Linked DNA regions of Homo sapiens: regions 1 and 3 are each linked to region 2. The links are chromatin contacts, found by Hi-C or POLR2A ChIA-PET in ENCODE. All regions are on one chromosome and are shown on one strand. Each heading gives the region's core, a stretch centred on a gene start or an enhancer-like site at or near the end of the contact. The rest is flanking DNA. Distances are from core to core; before and after follow the strand shown. Region 1 has its middle 250 kb from the start of LINC02063. Region 2 holds the start of IRX1 (iroquois homeobox 1). Region 3 holds the start of IRX2 (iroquois homeobox 2).

Region 1 (2,700 bases), core at 65-2,564, 790 kb before region 2:
AGAATTAAGCAGAGAGCCAACAATGTGAAGAATCCTGACTGAGGCTAACCGCAAGTTTCATAAATCAGACAATTAATCCTCTGAATACAGAACTCATTCACATTTTTTCTGTACTTTTCTTTTATCACCTCTTTGTCATGTATGATTCTCATTGAAAAGGTCTAATACTTGTGGCTAGGGATCATCCATTTAGGCGGCCTTCCAGGAGGTGTCCCTGACCAATGGAGACATTTGAGAAGCAGCCCACGTAAACCATGTACTCCAATCCAAATATCCCAGCCAGGGTTTGTGAAGAGCTCAAGTCAAGTCTATTTCAGTGCATAAAGGGATTTTGCTAACTGAAGTTCATCTGGACTTCACATTGTATTACAATGTTGGAATCCAGTTTAATTACCCACTGATCTAAATTTAGGTTGATTATCACAATATCACCACACTATGGGGTAGGGTTGGGGGTGCCACCTGTTTTTCCTAAATAAAACATATTAAAATACGTCATTGATTCCAGCCTGCACATTGTGAGGTATAGAGAGACAGCTAATACAAAGGCATGACTCATAAACTGCCTGTGATAAAATAATTATATATAACATAATTACATCAGGCAGCAGATATTAAAAAGAAAACCTGTGCTTACATTGGTTTAGGGACAATTAATGGATCAATTTTAAAAGTAGAACATAATATTCAGCAATTTTGAAATTTTAATTGAAGTATAGCTAAAGAAATTATAACATCCGGTAAGTAGTGTAATTGTGCAGATTAAATTTTATTTTGTGCTTTTTAATTCCCCATTATGTTATTGAACTTAAACATGTATTTTAAGGGTTTCACCGAGATGATTGGATTTAGAATCATTGTGCAGAATAACAATAAAGTTAAATGACCTATTTAAATCCCAGATAAAGGTCTTATTCTCTAGAATAGATGGTTTTCAAAGCCCTTAGGCACAAAATTAAATAGACCAAGGAAATAACAGATTCAAATATATACATTGACATAACTGATGAATCTGACAGTCTATCACATCAAATTTTCTATATTTCTTTCAAAAGTCTTAGAGGTAAATTGAATACTCTACTGATTGTTAAGCAAGGCTTTAAAAACTAAAATTGTGCTCTATATTCTTAGTTAAATTTTAATGGCCCATTTCATTAGAATCATATATATCCATCGCTTCCAGACAAAAAATGTCCTCCCTCCTGAGAAGTCAGATACTGCATTGGCTGAATCATCTCCTCAGCTGTAATGACTTTTCTCATTTGCAGGTGCAAAATAAAGTGCCCAGCCTAGACTTGCTCCACTTCACACTGAACAATATATTTCAAGGAATGGCATGAACCTTGGCCAAATATTTCAGTCTTCTAAATTACTCATATTACAAAACTACCATGGCCCTGGTCTCTGAAAATATGCCTCTTGTACAAAACTTTTAATTAAGTTCCTGTTTTTTATGCACCTTCTATTAGTTTAATAATATGAAATCCAGATGAACTGAAACCAGTACTGACTGGTTTAATTGCCTTCTTCTGGTCAGGAGCATTTCTAGTGAATGTGTTGTAGACACTCAGGCTTTCCTGTGGAAACACAGTGTAAAAGAAGGTAAAGGAAAATTATTGTATTAGGATGAGGGAAGAAGCCTCATGACAGGTTCCACCTGGGTCCCTTACATTGTGAGTGAGCCGTTCCGGGAGGGTTTTCTCCCTTTGCTGGGAGGAAGTCAGAAGGGCTTCCTGTGTGCCTCAGCATTCCTACTGACATGGCTGCTACAACAGCCCCATCAGGTTTCAGTACGAAAACACAGGCTATTGGAGCAAGTGCTCCAAAAACATCCAAGTAGGCCCCTGCCACACGCTCCCCAAATAATCAAATGAATTAATAATCAAGGGAAGAAGAGGGGCAAAGAAGGCAGTGCCCATGGTCCCTCTGGAAAATATTGGAGATAATAGTTTTGAATATGAAGAACCAGGCGCAGCCTCACACACCTAGGAAACCTCCCAGAAGCTGTGTAGACCAGACTAGTGTGGTCTCTGGGATGGGATCCTGGAACAAAGGAAAGCAACCGGTGGAAAAACTATTGATATTTGAATAAGTTCTGGCATTTGGTTAATTGAAATGTTCCGGTGTTGTTCCCATAGTTGTGACAAATGCATTATGATAAATAAAATGTTAACAATAAGGAAACCAAGCAAGCAATATATATGGACCCTGTACTACCTTTGCAACACTTGGTAAATCTAAAATTATTTTAAAATAAAAAGTTTATTTTAAAAGGCTACAGCTGTCCTATTAATATAGAAAATGCCACATGGAAATTGACGCATGGAATACATGATACTCAGGAGCTCTTTGCGTAAGAAGTCTTACCTGGATAGATAAGTAAAAACGTAATTAACCGTTACCAAAAAATTCTAGAACCCCCCCCCCCCTCACTGAAACACCTAGCCTACCAAAAACGGAAGCAACAAAACTTCCTGTTGTCTACACTGCAACACAATGTCTGTATAATATTTTGGGAATGAAAAGTGTTGCTATCAATAAACTCAAAAATATAAGCATTCAGTAAAACTTCAAGTACAACCTGGACAAGATGCCCTACTGGTTTGGTTTTAGGACCTCTTATACATTTAATGACACTCAAGAAGCGATTAGCAGATTTACAAATGCCAGAGGATCTGTGTCTTTGCATACACAGAACTC
Region 2 (2,700 bases), core at 130-2,629:
CCCGACATCTAACGCCCACTGGGACGGGAGACTAAGAGGACACCATTTGTTTTAAGCCAAGGGACACTGTTTTCTTTAATCCTCCATTATGTAACGCAGGAAGAAAAGTGCTTTTCTTTCTGTGCAAATGAAATGAAAACTTGGGCAACTTACAAAAGTAAAATCAAACACCGTTTCAGACACCAGCACATTACTGCAACTTAATTTTTGTTTAATCTCAAATTCGCACTCACGCCGTGGAGAGACCTCTCCATCCCTTTGGACCTCTATTGTTAAGATTATTTTGATTGACTCTACCAGGCTTAGAAGGGGTCTGTCTGGCAAACTCGGATACAACTATCTCGGAGCTGCTAAAGAGGGAGAAAACCAAGTTTTCCAGACTCGGTTCGAAAACTAAAGAGGCCGCGCGAGTGGAACCCGCGGCCAGGAAGGGAAGTCCTGCTACGCTACGCCGGGCCGACCTGCAGGAACCCCGTGGGCCTGCCCGGGCGCCCTGGCCGAGCCAGGCGAGTTTGCCCCCGACCTCCAGCGCGGGCACCGCTCCACGGGCCTGCTTCTGCGGCCTCTCTGAATTCACTCGCTACCCGCTCCCTGGCCCGGGCCTTCCGCTTTCCCAGGCCGAGATGGCCCAGCCGTCACCCGCCCGGCCTCCCAGCCCTCTTGCGTCCCCGGGGGCCGCGGCCTCGGCCACCGGGAACCTGCCCCCGGACCTTTCTAGTTCCTCTTCCGGACCAGGTCCACCCGTAGTCTCTCCCTCCCGGGCGACCCGCCACCCTTGCCCTGGCGCGGGTGAGACAGAGGAGAAGCGGGGGAGGCCGGGCGCACTCACCATCTGCGAGAAGAGGCTGAGATCCGCGGCGTAGGGCAGGAAGGCGCTGTAGTTGGGCGCGCCCGCGTACGGCCCCGCCGCCGCGTACATGCCCAGCACCGAGGTGACTGCAGCCGCGCCTGCCCCGCCGCCCAGCTCCGCGGCCCCCGGTCGGCCCGACGAGGCGGCGGCAGCCGCCGCAGCGGCCGCGGCCAGCACCCCCGGGCGCTCGCCGCCGTAGGCGCCCGGCCCCGCGGCGCTCAGGTACTGCGGGTAGCCCAGCTGCGGGAAGGACATGTCCGCGGACTCGGCGACCGCCGCAGCGGGCGAGTATTAAAGGCGCGGGGAGGGAGGCGGAGGCCGGCCGGAGGGGGTTGCAGGGGGCGCCGCGAGGGGTCTAGGGAGGAGCGGGCGGCCGGCCGGGCGCGCTCGGGCGGGCCGGGAGATGGAGGCCGGTCGCGGCTCCTCTGCCCGGTGCTCGCAGGCGCCCGGCTCCCGGCTGCGCCCGGATCCGCAATCGCGCGCCGACTGCGGCGGCCGCCCTCCGCTCGGCGGCGGGGCTTTCAGACACAATTTGAAGTTGATGCTTTGATTGGCATCCCCTTGAGCGCAGGCCCCGCCCCTGGCTCCCCTCCCGCCCCCTCCCTGCCTCCCGCCCGCCCTCGCCGGCCGCTCCCGCCCCTCCCGCGAGCACGTGGTGCCCCGTGCCGGCCCGGCCAGCTACTCTCGCGGTGGGCGCGCGCGTCGGGGCGGCGGGGTGTGGGCCCGGAGGCCGTGGGCTCCTTCCCGACCAGCCCCCGCAGCTGTCTGACAACCTGTCGACACGGGTTTACAGCTGTCTGACACCGGGTTTGCAGTTTCGCGGCCGAGGTGTGTCCCCTTTTTAACAAAAACAACTTGGCGCCTGCTTTTCTACTGTTTGGGCAGCGGGGAAGGGGCCGGCGGCCTGGACGCTGGTGACAGCGAGGGGGGAGCGGCCTCTCCCCCGAGTCCCGCGCGGCCGGGGCCTCCAGGGGACATCTTTGGCAGAAGTGCACCCGGACGCTCTCCGCGAGCCACTGAACCGGCGTGGCGTGACACCCCCGACTCCAGATGCGGGTTCCCGTGGGCCCCTACTGGGTAGTAACCGATCGTCTGCCAATGACCGGCCTCGCCGCCCTTGGGGAAGCGGGGAGCGGCCGAGCTCTGCGGGCTCTTTCAATTGTGCAAACTTTGAGCGAGGGCAAATCCCGCGGAGAAGTCGCCAGCTCGGGGGAAGCAGGCGCAGTCGGCGCCGCGGGTTCTCGGAGGGAGGGGTGGGGGAGACGCGGGGGGAGGGGCTTTCTCTTCACCCAGAAAGCCCCCTGGCAGCCGGAGGGAAACATCCCCCGCGCCCCCGCGAAGGGGGAAGACGGTGTGGCCTGGACGCCCGGTTTGTCCACCAGGTGTGCAGAGGCAGACAGGAAACTTGTGTGGAACGCGCGAACCCGAGTCGGCGCCGCCGCCAGACCGGCAACGGAGCGGCCTCTTGGGTCCAAGTCCCGCGTCCCTCTTCTCCCTGCGTCTCCCCTCTCCATCCTCAGCCTCGTCGGGCTACAGGACGCGGCCAGGCGCGGCGCACTTGAGATGGGCTCCGTTTCGCCGCGGCCCTGGCCGTGCGGCTCCCGGGAGAAGATGCCAAGTGCACGGGCCTCCTCGCCTCCCTGAGCCTGGGAAGGCGCTGGCAGGCCACTTCTGCGCCTCGTGGCTGGAGAGCTCCGGACGGTGCCGTGGGGAACCGGGTACCAGTCCCGGCTCCCGGGGCCACTTTGCGAACCACCTCCTACGCAGAGACGGGGCCGGGAGTTCACCCCGCTGCGGCTCTCCAGCACACCGGACTCCGCGGGAATTTCAGCAGCGCACTCTGGCGTCTT
Region 3 (2,700 bases), core at 40-2,539, 840 kb after region 2:
TCCATCCCCCTGAGCGCCCCCCATAGGTGACCCTTCGGAGTGGGCAGCCAGACGCCCTCTTCGGCCATCCCCGAGTGGAAAAGGGTTGGAGAAGCGTGATGGGGAGAGGGTTCTAGGAAGCTGGGGTCCTAGGAACCCTCGCCAACCGCCTCGCTTCTGAGCCCCGCAAGGCAACCGCCCCCCTACTCCAGCCGCGCGTCACCTGAGCTACCTGTAATGCCCACTGCACCGGCGGCGCCAACCTGAGCTCCTGCCCGTTCTCGACGTGACTGGGAGGCTTCAGGTCCTGCCAGAGGCGGTTTGTCAGGTAACAATCATCCCCCCAGTGTTTTGACAACACAAATCTGAAAGAGGAGTCAACTTAGAAAAACAAAATAAAATAAAACTCTTTAGGGGACGGCGTCTTCTTAGCTGAAGCCCTGGCGTCATTCCCAACAGTGGAAAGTCGTAACGTTCAGGGCCCCGGGGGTTGCGCTGCGGATTTGGGGGCAGAAAGCTCACCTCAGGGCCCTCCTGGCAATTCGCAACCAAGGCGCCCCGGATCCAGGTCCATGCTGGGCGGAGTGGACCGCGAGGGGTAGGCGACCAGACGCGAGGCCACGCGGGGAGCCTCGGGCCAGGAGGCAGAGCAGGTCCGGGACCGTGGAAGTGAGAGCCGCGCGCACTGCCCGGAGGAAGACCCGAGCCGCGGGCGCCACCATCCTGACCTCCCCACTTCCCTGCGACTTCCGGATTGGACACAGGGGCCGGGCCTCCTCGGGGTGCACAGCGGGGCAGGCTGTGAGTCCCCTAATTGGACCCGGCCTGGCCTGACCGCGGGCGGCCTCTGCCTAGTCCGTGAGGGTGGAGAAGGGGGTGGGGGCGGGGTAGTGGCTGGAAGGGGCGGGGGCCGGGCAGGGGCGAAGACGGTGGCCGGGGACGGTGGGAGCCGGCCGGAGCCGGGCAGGGGACGTGGCTCCGAGTGGATGGGAGTGGGAGGGGTGCGCGCCGGGGCACGCAGCGCGGCCGGGCTGGGCTGCAGGTCCGCGAGCCGCGGGCTGGGGCCGGAGCTGCTAGAGAGGCGGCTGCGCCACAAAAGCCTGCCGGTCCCTCCCGCCGCCCGCCTCCGTCGCCTCCGCCCTCCCCCGCCTCCCTCCCGTCTCTCTGCCCCTCCCCCGGCCGCGGCCCGGAGGCTGCAGCGGGCGGAGCAGGGGAGGGGCGGGCCCCCGAATATGCAGATGAGCGCGTGATGGACAGCTGCGCGTTCCAATGTCCCTCGGAAACTCGAGCGCTCCTTCCTCAACTCCTCACTCCCGACTCCAGACTCCCCCAAACCCCGACCGCCGGCCTGGCGCGCGGCTGCGCCCACCGGCTCCGCGCTGCTGCCGCCGCCACCGCCACCCCGCCGCCGCCCCGGCCCGCGGGCCGCCCAGGCTAGTACCCGGGCCGGCCTGCCTCCGCCGGCCGTCCGGGTGCCCGCCGCCGCGCCGCGCCCCGGCCGGGCGTGGATGGAGGGCGCCGCGCGCCCTGCCCGCTGCTCGGCGTGACGCGGGCCCCGCGCCCCGCGCCCACCATGTCCTACCCGCAGGGCTACCTGTACCAGGCGCCCGGCTCGCTGGCGCTCTACTCGTGCCCGGCCTACGGCGCGTCGGCTTTGGCGGCTCCGCGCAGCGAGGAGCTGGCGCGCTCGGCGTCGGGCTCGGCGTTCAGCCCCTACCCGGGCTCGGCGGCCTTCACGGCGCAGGCGGCCACCGGCTTCGGGAGCCCGCTGCAGTACTCGGCCGACGCCGCCGCCGCCGCCGCCGGCTTCCCGTCCTACATGGTAACCGGGCGCGGGCGGGACGCGGGACTCCTGGGCGCCGGGACCCAGACGGGGCTCAGGCGGAGCGGGGCTCGGGTTCGGCGGGCGGGGGCCGCCGGGAATGTGGCGCGGCTGGCGACTCAGGAGTCGCCGGCTCGGTTGGCCGCCCCGCAGGCTGAGCCGGGCCCCGGGTGGGGAGGGCAGCGCGGCAGGCGGGGACGTCCCTGAGCCCGGCCGGGACCCGCGCGCCCCCCGCGCGTCCCCTCGGCTCGCCGGCTGATTTTCTCTGAGAGCCTGGGAAGTGCGTCTCCGCCGGGGCCGGGGTCTGGCGCCGTTTGTCCCTGGTTTCCGCACCGCAGCCTGGGGAGGCGTTCGGAGCGGGCTGTGTGCTCGCCTGCATTGGCGTGGGGCGCGAGGGTCCGCGTCACTGCGGCCTCTGAGCCGACGGCCGGGCGGTTCGCATTCACTCGCGGGGCTCAGGGCGGTGGGGGTCACCGAGTTAGGCCCAGGAGCCGAGCATTCAGCTGCGGCTCCGGAGTCCGGCCCGAGGCGCCCAGGTTTCGGCCTTACTCTGTCCAGCGGACCATGCTTTCAAATATCGTGCTTGCGGGCGCGTGACCCGCTAAGGGCCGCCTGAGTCCTCCGTGGCCCGAGCGCAGCTCCTGCTCCGGCGACCTGGGGGCGGCTCGCGAGTCTCGAGGTTACTGAGCTGGGCCAGGCCCGGGCCGCGGCGAAGCACGTTACGGGCGATTGAGGCCATTACGGGGTTGTCGCGACTGCCGGCCCTCGGCGGAATTTCTGGGCAGCGACCGAGTCGCTGGGGCCTTGGCGAAGGCTGCAAATGCCTCGAATTTAAACGTTAAAGGATGAATTAAAATGCTAATTACGGCGTATTTGAAGAATTCGAAACGGTGACTGGC

What was found. A loop is a pair of places that touch in the nucleus more often than their neighbours do. ChIA-PET counts read pairs that join two places held with the same protein, here RNA polymerase II (POLR2A). Pooled maps may share reads with other maps.
Region 1: a map of mammary epithelial cell shows a loop between it and region 2 (6-fold over the local background). The contact joins the enhancer-like site here to the promoter of IRX1 in region 2. A Hi-C loop is called at or near these places in 1 of 168 maps with a recorded cell type or tissue (mammary epithelial cell) and 1 of 50 pooled maps.
Region 3: a map of mammary epithelial cell shows a loop between it and region 2 (15-fold over the local background). The contact joins the promoter of IRX2 here to the promoter of IRX1 in region 2. A Hi-C loop is called at or near these places in 17 of 168 maps with a recorded cell type or tissue (GM23248, MCF 10A, cardiac septum and 10 more), 17 of 37 single-sample maps with no recorded cell type and 25 of 50 pooled maps. POLR2A ChIA-PET finds 5 or more read pairs at or near these places in 2 of 52 experiments (AG04449 and MCF 10A).

The regions. Positions count from the first base shown.
Region 1 is chr5:4,384,930-4,387,629 of GRCh38, reverse strand. No RefSeq gene overlaps it. Among named protein-coding and RNA genes, the nearest start is that of LINC02063, 250 kb to the right of the region's middle. Within about 2 kb of position 1,314, at least 2 of the 41 ENCODE cell types and tissues checked have a DNase peak (open chromatin) inside an H3K27ac peak, as active enhancers do; they include mammary epithelial cell, where a contact is called at or near this core.
Region 2 is chr5:3,594,511-3,597,210 of GRCh38, reverse strand. It overlaps IRX1 (iroquois homeobox 1), which reads right to left and starts at 1,379. Exons shown (of 4, transcript NM_024337.4): 1 at 830-1,379. The coding sequence starts at 1,105. RefSeq lists a silencer at 1,382-1,676.
Region 3 is chr5:2,750,266-2,752,965 of GRCh38, reverse strand. IRX2 (iroquois homeobox 2) reads left to right here and starts at 1,289. Exons shown (of 4, transcript NM_033267.5): 1 at 1,289-1,801. The coding sequence starts at 1,553. IRX2-DT (IRX2 divergent transcript) reads right to left here and starts at 1,073. Exons shown (of 4, transcript NR_122126.2): 1 at 502-1,073; 2 at 212-286. RefSeq lists an enhancer at 250-1,174.